Regions from separate parts of the Homo sapiens genome. Here region 1 is linked to region 2. Evidence: chromatin contacts called from ENCODE Hi-C or POLR2A ChIA-PET data. All regions are on one chromosome and are shown on one strand. Each heading gives the region's core, a stretch centred on a gene start or an enhancer-like site at or near the end of the contact. The rest is flanking DNA. Distances are from core to core; before and after follow the strand shown. Region 1 has its middle 40 kb from the start of CTBP2. Region 2 overlaps CTBP2 (C-terminal binding protein 2).

Evidence for each region. A loop is a pair of places that touch in the nucleus more often than their neighbours do. ChIA-PET counts read pairs that join two places held with the same protein, here RNA polymerase II (POLR2A). Pooled maps may share reads with other maps.
Region 1: a loop to region 2 is called in a map with no recorded cell type, with 5 times the contacts of the local background. The contact joins two enhancer-like sites. A Hi-C loop is called at or near these places in 3 of 37 single-sample maps with no recorded cell type and 2 of 50 pooled maps. POLR2A ChIA-PET finds 5 or more read pairs at or near these places in 3 of 52 experiments (MCF 10A, Panc1 and activated CD4-positive, alpha-beta T cell).

The regions. Positions count from the first base shown.
Region 1 is chr10:125,197,363-125,203,431 of GRCh38, reverse strand. No RefSeq gene overlaps it. Among named protein-coding and RNA genes, the nearest start is that of CTBP2, 40 kb to the right of the region's middle. RefSeq lists an enhancer at 1,607-1,726. Within about 2 kb of position 2,336, at least 2 of the 41 ENCODE cell types and tissues checked have a DNase peak (open chromatin) inside an H3K27ac peak, as active enhancers do.
Region 2 is chr10:125,146,739-125,153,013 of GRCh38, reverse strand. All of the region lies in intron 1 of CTBP2 (C-terminal binding protein 2), which reads left to right. Among named protein-coding and RNA genes, the nearest start is that of CTBP2, 11 kb to the left of the region's middle. RefSeq lists enhancers at 574-1,535, 3,420-3,714. Within about 2 kb of position 4,723, at least 19 of the 41 ENCODE cell types and tissues checked have a DNase peak (open chromatin) inside an H3K27ac peak, as active enhancers do.

The sequences.
Region 1 (6,069 bases), core at 1,087-3,586, 53 kb before region 2:
TGTCCAGGCTGGAATGCAGTGGCACGATCATAGTTCACTACACCCTCAATATCCCGGGCTCAAGGGAACCTGCTACCTCAGCCTCCTGAGTAGCTGGGACCACAGGCATGTGTCACCATGCCCGACTGATTTTTTTTTTTTTTTATGGAATTTCGCTCTTGTTGCCCAGGCTGGAGTGCAATGGCGCGATCTTGGCTCACTGCAACCACCGCCTCCCAGGTTCAAGCAATTCTCCTGCCTCAGCCTCCCAAGTAGCTAGGATTACAGGCATGTGCCACCACACCGGGCTAATTTTGTATTTTTATGGGGTTTCTCCATGTTGGTCAGGCTGGTCTTGAACTCCTGACCTCAGGTGATCCACACACCTTGGCCTCCCAAAGTGCTGGGATTACAGGCATGAGCCTCCGTGCCCAGCCTGATTCTTTTTTTATATTCAGCAGAGATAGGGTCTCACTATATTACCCCGGCTGGTCTCAAACTCCTGAGCTCAAGCAGTCCCCCGACCTTGGCCTCCCAAAGTGCTGTGATTATAAGTGTGAGCAACTACACCTGGCCTCAACTTCTTTTCTTTGTTTTGTTTGGTTTAGTTTGAGACAGGGTCTCACTCTGTCACCCAGACTGGAGCGCAGTGGTGCAATCACAGCTCACTGCAACCTCAAGCTCCTGGGCTCAAGCAATCTTCCTATCTCAGCCTCCTGAGTGGCTGGGACTACAGGCATATACCACCATGCCCTGCTATTTTTTTACTTTTTGTAGAGACAGGGTCTCACTATGTTGCCCAGGCTGGTCTCCTGCCTTGGCCTCCCAAAGTGCTGGGGTTATAGGTGTGAGCCAGCATGCCTGGCCCTCTTTTCTTCATTGATGATCACCAGAAGCCTGTGAGATGGGAAGTGGTCTTCCTGTTTCATAGCTAATGGGACCAAGGACCGGAGGGATTCCAAGACTGCCAACGAAAGTGCATGACCCCGCTGGGGCTCAGGCCAGGTTTTCTGAAGCTGACTCCTACAGACTGGGGACTCACTCCATACTCAGGCCTTTCCTAGGGGCCGTGATTGGGCTACCTGCACATTCTCTGGGATGAACCTCCCAGGCCTCGGGCTGAGCTTATGGCTAAGGCTGGGCCATCAGATATGTCATTCCCCTGATGCCAAGAGTGGTCCAAGCCATAGGCAGAGGCTCCAAATGTGTCCCCAGAAGTCTGCATCCTGGAATCAGGAGAAAGGCATTCAGAATTCTGTCCTGGGGCTAAGTGGGAGAAGCAAATCCAGAAATACCAGCAGCCACATTCTTGACCATGAAAGAGAATTTGGCCTGCGGTAGGAGGTGGCGACACCAGCATGCAGAGAAGCCAGCAGATGTGGGGTGAAGTGTGGGTGTGAGGAGGGGAACAAGAGACAACAACTGCCAAGCTGATGATGCCCCTGATCCCTGGGGCCAGCTCCATCCCTGCCTATGCCAGTAAGTCCCCCGGCCACCCAGGCTAGCTTGAGTAGGGTTTCTGTCACTGCAACCAAGTAACAGAACCGAAGTCTCAGTTTCCTCATTTATAAACTAACTTAGGGAGATGAGATCAGCTGGTTTTTGTTTTGTTTTGTTTTGTTTTTGAGAAAGAGTCTCGCTCTGTTGCCCAGGCTGGAGTGCAGTGGCACGATCTCGGCTCACTGCAAGCTCCGCCTCCTGGGTTCAAGCAATTCTCTGCCTCAGTCTCCCTCATAGCTGAGATTACAGGCACCCACCACCACGCCTGGCTAATTTTTTTTTTATTTTTATTTTTAGTAGAGACGGGGTTTCACCATCTTGGCCAGGCTGAGATCAGCTGTTTTCAAACTGCCTCCAGAGCACTGGGAAGACCCACAGGCTGGGGGATAGGATGGAGGGGGATACCTGGGGTTCCCAACCCCACGTTGGGCTTCTGAGCAAAGTGTTCTTGGATTCTGAGTCTAAACAAAGTGTAAAAACCACAGGCTCAGGTGACTCATTCAGCTGAACTCTCGGCTTTCACACATTGGCCCCAGGAAAAACCTGGGATTTAGCCCCGTGGGCACCTCTGTCCATGGTTCCATTGACGTGGAACCGTGTCAGTGGTTCATGGGGGCTGGTCATGGGGGCTGCCCAGGTCCTTCCTCTTTCTCTCACTCTGTGCATGAGTTACTCAGAGCAGCTTTTCTGTTGTAGAACAAGGAGCGTGTGGACCTGCTGCTGACTCATTCTGTTTCTCTGCTCTGTCAAAGTGAACTCCTTCACCTGCAGAGTGGACAAAGATTCAGGTTTCTGGCCTCTGTCACTGTCTGCAGGTGCAGTGGCCCAGGCTCAGGACTGGCAGTTGAAAGACATGGGTCTGACTCAGACCTGGTGCAGCACTGAGACCATTAACCTACAAGAACAAAATGCCCAAGCCCAGGAGGCTTTATGAATTCAGATTTTTTTTTTTTGAGACAGGGTTGCACTCTGTTGCCCCATCCGTAATGCAGTGGTGTGATCATAGCTCACCGCAACCTCAAACTCCTGGGCTCAAGTGATCCTCACACATCAGCCTCCCAAAGCGCTGGAATTATAGGTATGAGCCACCACATCCAGCCTTCAGATTTTTCCCATCCCCAGAAGGAGATATCCAGCAACGGGTGAGATATGGACTTGTCCATGTTTTAACAATATCATCACTAAAGCCACAGGGCCCTCTGTCTTTCTGCCATGCCATCCTTAGTGTGATGGGTAGGGTCAACTGCCCATTTGCTCTCAGCTCCATTCTCTGCTCTGCCTTGTTTCAGAGAACTGCAGTTCCCAGGATTCTAGGGAGTTCAGCCAATGGGAGGCACTGATGGAGGATTGAAGGGCAGATGGAGTGAGTCGGGCATGTCTCTGCCTCCCTCTGTGCTTCCTGCAGCATCTCTGGCAGTGATTGAACCTCTGCTGTACGTAGCTCAAGCTCCCATCAGACACCACCCTGATGCTCCCAGCTCCTTCCAAGAGGCTCTCGGCTGTAACTTCAGATCCCAGCTCCAGCTTCTGGGTGCTTACTCCTTCCTCCTCTGTCCCTCCAGCCCTAGGAGTGTTAACAGTATCTGTAATTGCTGACCTCTTGGGGCAGGGGAGGTGCTTTGGCATTCCCCTTTGGCTTATCAGTCTTCCATCATCTATGTAAGCAATCACTGCATTAATTTCCTCTGTTTTAAACACCTAGAGTGGTTCCTGTCTCCTGGCTACACACCAGCTAATTAGCAGTCAACTTCAAATTTTGCTCTCATGGCTGTAAGATAGCTGCTGCAGCTCCAGTCATCACATACTCGCCACAAACACATTGAAAGTCAAAAAGAAAGACAGTTTCTCCTTGCTGGCTTCTTTTTGCCAGGGAAGTAGACCCTTTCCAGAATTGGGCAGGATTGAGTCAGTGCCCATGCTGCAGCTGGAAGAGAGGACAGAAAGGTGAGCAGCCAGCATTTTTAGCCCGTATAATGTGAGATGAGCTCTTCAAGCAAGACAAAGGGAGTTGGGCAATGGCTGCTGAGTAGCATCCAATCATGTCTGCCACATGCACTTTGAGCATGACCTTGCTCAAGTCACCTCCTGTCTCAGGGCCTCAGCCTCCTCATCTGCAAAATGGGGGACTTTGGTGAGATCAGTGCTTCAAACTGTGCTCTTTAGAGCCCTAAGGTTCGTAGGAGGTCCCTGTGGGGCCACTGCAGGGCCACTGTAGGGGTCAGGGAGTGCGGTCTGAGCAGGTAGGATCCTATCCCAACTTAAACAAGAACAGTTTCATTTGATCTTTTTGGAAACAAAAGAATTCTGCTGGATTCACTGATTATTAATGCCCCTAGCAGCCCTCTCAAGGACCCAGATTTAACGTTATAGATCAATTTATAAAAATGAGGAAATAACCAGGATGATGTTCTTGCTAAGAATGATCCATTAGCTTTGGGGGTTACTCATAATAAACTTTGGAGATTGATTAAGCTTCTTGGCTCTTTGCCAGCTACTAACCAATCTGCATGATGCTGCAGACTCTAGACATGAAGCGAAGACATTCTCCCTGAAATATTCTTGACTCTCTCTCTGTTCTCTTCAATTATGAGAAGGCAAATACTTTACATATATACAATTATTTTAAACTCTTTATCTTGCACAGAGGAATTGATCCTTGCAGGTCTTTCTTGCTGGCCTTGACACTGATGAATCGCATTAGAGATGGTCTCAGAAAGGGAAGACATGGCCCCTAATGGATGGCTCTTCTCATCTTAATTTTTCCCCTGGAGGGTCTTCTCCATCTGGAATCTTCCTTACTTCCCTTTGTGGATTTAACTCTGTAAATGCCATGCCAGCATCAACACCCACTTTATTTCTGTTGTTTGAAGGCCTCTTTTACATCAAAGGTTCAAAGGCACAGACTGAGAACAGCAAAACCCTAAGAAGCCTCCAGGCACTCATCAAGGCTCAGCCCTGCGCTGAGAAGAGCTGACACCATCTCACAGGTACCTTCAAGGATTATCTCTTAAACACCTACCCTGTGACCCACATGGTCAGAAAGCAATCCTAGGCCCTCAAATTGTTTCGCCGTTTCACATTCTCTTACTTGGATCTGTGGGTCCTTGAAGCTGTTCGGTTAGCACCTTGAATTCTGTCTGGCACAAATCAGACAATGCAAGTGATGTCATCCCCATGTTACAGATGAAGAACTGGAGGCCCAAATAGCTGAATGGCTAACTGTCTCGCCCAAGGTCACACAGGTAATAACAAGGTCAGCAGTTGCACTCAGCTCTGATAATTCCGAGTTGAATGCCCTAGCATGGGGTTTGACTCGTAGGAGATGCTCGATAGATTCCACTCTCTTTCCTCCTCCTCTCTTCCTCTGGACTATCTCTGTGGATTCAGCGCAGATGAAACAGGTGGGTCCAGGTGTGCCCGGCCTTCTGGCGACCTCACAGGATCTGCTGGGGCCTATGTTACAAGGCAGTTTTTCTGCATCAATTACCATATAAAATAGGAATATGGTCTCATTATGAACTATTCAAATAATACAGGTTAAAATAATACAAATAATACAACTCAAGTCCCCTCAGAACCTCACTTCCAATTCCAGACTCCTTTCCAAAGTAACTCCTGGCATTTGTACAGTGTGGATCTTTCCAGATTTGTTTCTATGAACTTATCAGTAGAAGCATATAAAACTATCGGCTGGGCACAGTGGCTCACGCCTGTAATCCCAGCCCTTTAGGAGGTCAAGGCAGGAGGATCACTTGAGTCCAGGAGTTCAAGACCAGCCTGGGCAATGTAGGGAGACCCCATCTCTATAAAATATTTTAAAAATTAGCTCAATGTGGTGATGCACACCTGTAGTCCCAGCTACTCAGGAAACTGAGGCAAGAGAATCGCCTGAACCCGGGAGGTCAAGGCTGCAGTGAGCTGTGATTGTGCCACTGCACTCCAGCCTGGGCGACAGAGTGAGACACCATCTCAAAAAATAAACAAATAAATATAAATATAAATAACAAGCATATAAAAATATCATTTAAAGAAATATGTAGTTGAGTTTTTTTATCTGCTGGGCTTTTATTAATTTAAACAGTATCATACTCTATGTATCTTTTGCAACTTGCTTTGCAGAATGTTCCAAATCACTGTGTACATATTGGCCTCATTTGTCTTTTTTCTACAGTTTAGTGGCCCAATCCTCAGTATGGATGTGTTGTTAATTTGTTTAACCAGTCCCTTATTGATGAACATACGGGTTTCTCCAGAGTCTCACATTAAAAACAATGCTGCAATGGACATCCTTGTCTTGGCTTCTTAAGCATGCATGAGTATTTCTCTGGAGAAAAAAAAAAAATGAGTATTTCTGTAGAAAAAAAAAAAAAGAAACTGTGCCAGGAGTTCCAGACCAGCCTGGACAACAAAGCAAGACCCCATCTCTACAAAAGGAAAAAATTGTTTTAATTAGCTGGGCACGGTGGCACACACCTGTGGTTCCAGCTACCACTTAGGAGGCAAGCAGGAGGATCGCTTCAGCTCGCAAGTTTGAGGCTGCAGTGAACTGTGATTGTGCCACTGTACCCCACCCTGGGCAACAGGGTGAGA
Region 2 (6,275 bases), core at 3,474-5,973:
CAAACACCCGAGACCCTGATGGAGACTCAGGCTTTGGGAGCACCTCCTAATGAGCTGGGGAGGATACTGTGTTTTCTTCCCAGTGGGGGGTGACCAATAATCTTAAAGTTTTTTCCCTTTCTCCAGACGTTCAGCTGTGGTCCGCACTCTGGATTGCTCTATCTGCCCTGCGGACTGGATAGAGGCTCAGCGTAGATGCCCAGCTGACCTGACATTTCCTACCCATATTTCCTAGTGTTTCAGGAGCAGGCAGAGACAGACCTGATTCCTTTATCTCGGGGCTTTCAGATTACGGAATAGAAGTCACACTAGGAGGGCAATCAATAAAGAGTATATTTTGCTGTACAGATACCAATATGCACATATAAGTGCCTACAAGTAAAATCTGGGAATGTTTTTGATCTTAAAAACATTTCACAGTCATTAATCTTCACGACGCTCCTGCGGGCTGGGTAAATAGAGCAATTCCTATTTTATGCCAGGAAGAAATATTGAATTGCCTCCCCCAAGTCATAAAGAGGCTGTTTTTCCTCCTTGTTCCTGTGACTCGCGGTGTGGGGGGCCTGGGGCGCCTGGAACCCCTGCGATCCGCTCAGACTGACTCCAGGACGACTTCCGGTGTCCTGCGCGACCTTCTGTTGCGGGGAGCGCCAGTCCGCCACACCTGGCCGCGCTCTACCTGGAGGGGGCGGGGTCTCCTGCATTTCCCGGACCGCGGGGGTGCCCCACCCTGCTGCAAGGACGGGCCTCCTGGCGTCCGGGCTTCTGGGGTCCCGGGGTCCCGGGGTTCCTGGCTCCCGAGCCCCAGGTGAAGCCCCCTCCATCCCTGGGGTTCGCCCCTCTCCTCCCGGCGGGTGGACCTGGAGGCCCCGCCCCCGCGGGCCAGAACACCTGGCGGCGCGGCCCCGCCCCAGCTGTGCCCTCTTCCCCCCGCAGGGCACTTGGCGGCCCCACCCTGGCCCCTCCGCGGGCCGCGGTATCTGACACCCCCGGGCCCCCCCACCTCGCGCCTCGCCTTTACACTTGTAAATGGAGCCGCTTCCCGCCGCGGGGAAGTCGTTGAGAGGTGTGAGAATGGGCCCTGCCCCCTCCCCCCGCTCCGTGCCCACTTCCTCCTTCCTCCCGCTGGCCTTTGTGCTGGGCGGGGCCGCTCGGACCCGGGGCGGCGGGGGTCCAGCTAGACGCCGCCTCAAGCCAGCAGGGTCGCCGGCCCCTCTCCGGTCCGCGAGGCCCCGGCAAGGTAGGAGCCTCGAGACCACGCGGGACACCAGGTTGGCCCCCAGCCCGCACTCGAGGCTCAGAGCAGGGGCGGGGACCTGGTTGCACCAGGCCAGAGCCGCCTCCACCCCGCAGCGGTCGCGGACTCCGGGCACTCATGGGGACTCCTGGGGTCGTGGTGAGTGGTGAGGTTCGTTGATTGACTGCGCGATGGTGGCTGAGTTGCAAGCAAACGGTAAACAGCGGCATCATTTCCACTTGACCGGCTTGGGATCTCGTCTCCTGGGCAGTGTTTGGGGGTGACCACGGTTCTTGGATAACCTTCGAATCTGGGTGTTTTCCTTGTAGTACAAATAGCGCAGTGGCAGTTGCTGTGGGAAACAGCGAGGGCCACTGAGACCTTCAGCAGAACTCCACGTCGAGGACGAGTGACATTTGCGCGCCTCTGCTGCGTTCTCTGCTGTTCACCCCGGCGGCTCCCAACACCTGAAGCCTGGCGAGGCATGTGACTAGAGGTTGTCCGAGCGCAGAGTGGTAGGACGGTGCGATCTGGCCCGTTTCGTCTTGCCCTCGTCTTCTCCATGGAGGAATTTCTGTGTTCGCCTCTATGTTTTGCAGACTTAATTTGGTGCTCCAGAAACTTATGCAGCCATTCAAGTGCGCTCTACCTGTTATTCAAGTAACTAGAGAGCAACCATTTCTTGAGCACTTACTTAGTGTCTGGCACTAGCTCGCTGGGCCATTGTGTGTTGTTGCGTTGCCCTGACTCTTCATTGGTAAAACAGTGACTAACTATCACCTGTGCCTCTGCGAGGACAGCGCTGTGCTTGGCCAGGGCTGGAGAGCCGATCTCAAGGCAGGTGTCTGGCCTTTTCCTGGACATAGTGAGTCTGTGATCCAGAGTCTGACCCACGTATTCAACGGGGCCTGCCTCAGGCTTCCAAACAGGAGCCAGGCTGTTGTGAATATTCACTCCAAAAGTGCAGTGAATGTAAAACATCCTAGAGCAGGAAGTGAGGCAGGCCCCGTTGAATACGTGGGTCAGACTCTGGATCACAGACTCACTATGTCCGGGAAAAGGCCAGACACCTGCCTTGAGATCGGCTCTCCAGCCCTGGCCAAGCACAGCGCTGTCCTCGCAGAGGCACAGGTGATAGTTAGTCACTGTTTTACCAATGAAGAGTCAGGGCCAGGGAGCTTAGGTAATTAAGTCTGGCTAGTTACTACCAACTTCGCCTGGCTCTGGCTTCTCTGTGGCTGACCGAGGCTTCTTGTGGCCTTTGACTGGGACACGGGAATGTCTGGGGATGGCTTTGCCACACTAACCAAGACTAGACTCCTTCTTTCCTCCCAAGCTGTTTCTCCCTTGCCCTCATCTGTGTGTCTCTGATGCAGCACCACCCCACACTCCAAGAATGCATGGGCACACTCTCCTGGGGTTATGTGTGTAGCTTTCACAGTGCTTAGGGTTTCATGTGGTAAAATTGGATTTAGTGGCCAGGTATCATTTCATCAATAGGTAAGACCATGTTTGTGGTCTGGGATAGTGTGATCTCAGTTGCCCTCCACCCCCCATCTCCCTCGAGGGAGGGCTTGGGTCCATGGGATGCACCCCTCCCCAACTCTGGTTGCCTCTGGCATTCAACTGGAGCCATGTGCACACCTGAAATAGGATCTGGTTTGTGGGTTCCACGTTGGGGAGTTGGGGGTCAAGAGACAGGGAAGATGCTTAGGATTTCTCCTAACTGTGATAGTCTGTTTGCACCACTCCTGTGAAAACCAGGGAGAAACTAGGTTTTGCCGGGTGAACTTCCTTTGGGTCGCTCCCCTGCATCCGTGTGGTGTGGGCCTTAGAAAGGAATTTGAATTAATACTCCTGAACAAAGGGAACAGCCTTCTTTTCAAAGAGGCTATCAGAGAACTGACAGGGAATGGCACAGAGTTGGGTGTGTCTTCAAATCCAGAGACCAGCCCCGCTCCACCGGAAGAGTACCCGGAGCAGGTGATGCGGGAGCTCCCAGGTTGACCTTGGCTTTCCATAGAGGGTAAGGTCCCCACAAGGTGAAGGTTTTCCTGAAAAACAGGCTTTTCTTTATAAGATTACCTTCCTATTCTACAACCCTTCTCTTCTTTTTGTGAACACGTGTGTACACTTGTGAGCACATGTGTATTCTGGAAATCCTTGGTTTCCGCTGGGGCTCTGGTGGGGCCGGGGGTGGTGTGGATGTTGGGTGCCCCCCGCCTCCATCTTGGCCTTTGGATTCTGCTCTGTCTTGTGGATGACTCAAGGAAGTGCTGGGAGGAGTCTCTTGACAAATCAGTCATGTGAGTCCCGGTGTCCTGGCTCACCTCCAGCTTGGGTATGAATAGAGTCAGCCCATTTTAAGTGCCCCCTGCAGTTTTTAAACAGGTCTCCTTCCACTTCACTCCACCTGGAAGAGGGTGGTGGGGCCAGGATCATCCCTGGGCCAGCCCTCTCCTTTCTGTGGTGCCTCACTGGGACACTGAGAAGGGGGAAGCTGCTTTCTCAGAGGCTGTTGCTTGGAAAGTGGCATCTAAGCATGAGAATGACTGCGGCGTGCAGGTTCCCATGAATGGTCATTTCCTGTGAGCCGGGCCTTGTGAGTGGTCTTCCAGAGCCCATGTCGTGTCTATGGTGTGTCCCCTGTCCTGTTCCAGGTTTCAGGGATCCTTTGCGCTGGGCAGAAGATCCACTGAGCTGGCATCCAGGTTCCTCCAGCAGAACACGGCGCAGTGGTGGACCTGCCGCAGCTCTGAGGCCAGCGAGCCAGTTTTCCCCAGCACCCTGTTTCCCAGCCCTAGCATCTTCAGAGTGTCCATTCTCCTCGCTCCTCCACGGCGCATGCTTTTCACTCAGGGTTGAGGATTCTTTTTCCTCCACTTGCACACATCCTTCTCATTTCTCAGCTAAGCCTGGGATTAAGAATGAGGCTTCAAGTGACAAAAGCCAGGAGATTTCACAATTAAAGTTGGAATTGTGTCTGCAGTGATGTCTTCCTCAGCATTTAAGGAAGGCCTTGAATAGTGGGTAATATTTTTCTATCCTAAATTGGCCACATGGCTCCAAATAGTGGGCAAAGGAAGACACTCCTGTGGTAAATTCGAGAATGTCTTAGTTGAGGCTCTCATGTCCGTAGAGGATGAAGGGAGGGGGGTTATGACTCAACCCAGTTGTGCTTTTGGGTCCCTGGTTGTGTCCCAGTCAGGCCCGAGAGCTTAGAAGCAAATCCCGTATGTTACTTGGCCCCTCAGAGCAGTCTTTTAAAATATTTCTCAGCAAGGAAGCTTAAAAAGGAGTTTACTTTCCTAATTCTCTTTTGTTTTCTAGAGCAGCGGGCAAGGTGGGAGGGAGAGCCTGGGTTCGCTGTGGTTAGTGGGAAGGGGGCTGCAGCAGCACATGGACCACCTTTTTGGTCACGCCTGTAGCTGGGAGTTTTGCAACCTGGTGGTTACTTGGCATGTCAGGGTCCTGGCTCAGATCCAAAGTTTTGCTCTAGGGGCCCCGGCAGCGCACTTTGAAAGCACTGAGCTAACTGCTGTGCTCACTTTGGTGGCTGGTGACCAGAGAGGTCCCACTGGAAGGTCGTGAATGTCTTTCTTCCTTTCAAACACTGAGGCTCGGCCCAAGGAGAGATGGTCCTGCCCTCCTAGAGCTTAGTAGAGGCAAAACAAGGAAGTGTGGCAAAGAAGGGATGGAAAGAAATGCTGGACTTCTCTCCCACACTGGGAGGCCTTTGCAAAGGGCTTCGGTTTCTGAATCTGTAAAATGAGGGTAAGGAGAGGGTGTGTTGTAAGGATTCAATGAAGTAGTGTTTCTAAAGCCTTTAGAACTGGCCTGACGTACCGTATGTGTTTGTTAGAATTTTTTTTTTTCCCGAGATGGGGGTTTCACCGTGTCGCCGAGGCTTGGAGTGCAGTGGCGCAATCACGGCTGACTGCGGCCTCGACCTCCCGGGTTCAAGCAATTTTCCCATCTCAGCCTCCCAAGTAGGTGGGACTACAGGTACAGGGCACCACACCTGGCTAGTTTCTGTATTTTTTGTAGAGATGGGGTTTGCCATGTTGCCCGGACTGCTCATGAACTCCTGAGCTCAAGTAATCCTCCCTCCTTGGCCTCCCAAAAGTGTTAGGATTACAGGTGTGAGCTGCCAAGCCTGTCATGGTGCTATGTTAAAAATACCTGGAAGATGTCGTGCCCTGTGGTAGGGAAGGGGAGTGGCTGGTGGGGCTGGCTTAGTTTGGGAGCAGCCGTCTTCTTTCTCATTGATTCCTGGGGCCCAAAGCAATGAACTGAAAACTGTTCACGAGGTTAATTTTAGTCTGTGGGATGTTACTACGTATTAGGTCACTCCAAGAAACGCTCAGTAAAATATTTACTTTCTATTTAAGACCTACTTTCTCTTCCTGGAGAAGGAAGAAAAAAACTGCCTTGCCTGATGGGCAGCCAGGGTGGGGGCCCAGTGCTGCCCCAGCCACCCTGCCCAGGTGAAGCCTGTTGAGAAGGGTCGCTCAGGTTTGAATTCTCCTCTACTGAGGCCTCAGTACATAAACCACAGTGAACGTGGGCATGACAGGCCACATTCCGAGGAGCATATTTGTTGAGGAAAAGGAACTGTGTCTGCCCTTCCCTCTGTGCACACGTCATCATCATAGCTCCCTTCACCCTCCCAGGTCCCTGAGGAATGGGTGCGTTTGCCGGTCAGTGACCAGGGCTGTCGACTTGCTTGGTGGCATCCTGTTTGGTTTCTTGTGGGTGCTCAGTCAGCAGCAGCTGTGGTAACTGGACCAGGTGCAGCTGGGTGGCAGATCTGCTGTGATGTTTGAGCATGTTCCTGACCCCAGGCCCTGGCAATGGGGTGGTAATTAATCATGTCCTCCTAGGATATTCATTCACAGATACTGACTGAGCACCCACTAGGGGCCAGGCACAGTACGCATGTGCGTACAGCATCACCAAATGTCTTCTGATTGAAATGTTCAAATATCTTTTCTCCACCCAGCCAGTGTTAACTGCTCTGTGCTTCCTGTGGGGCTCC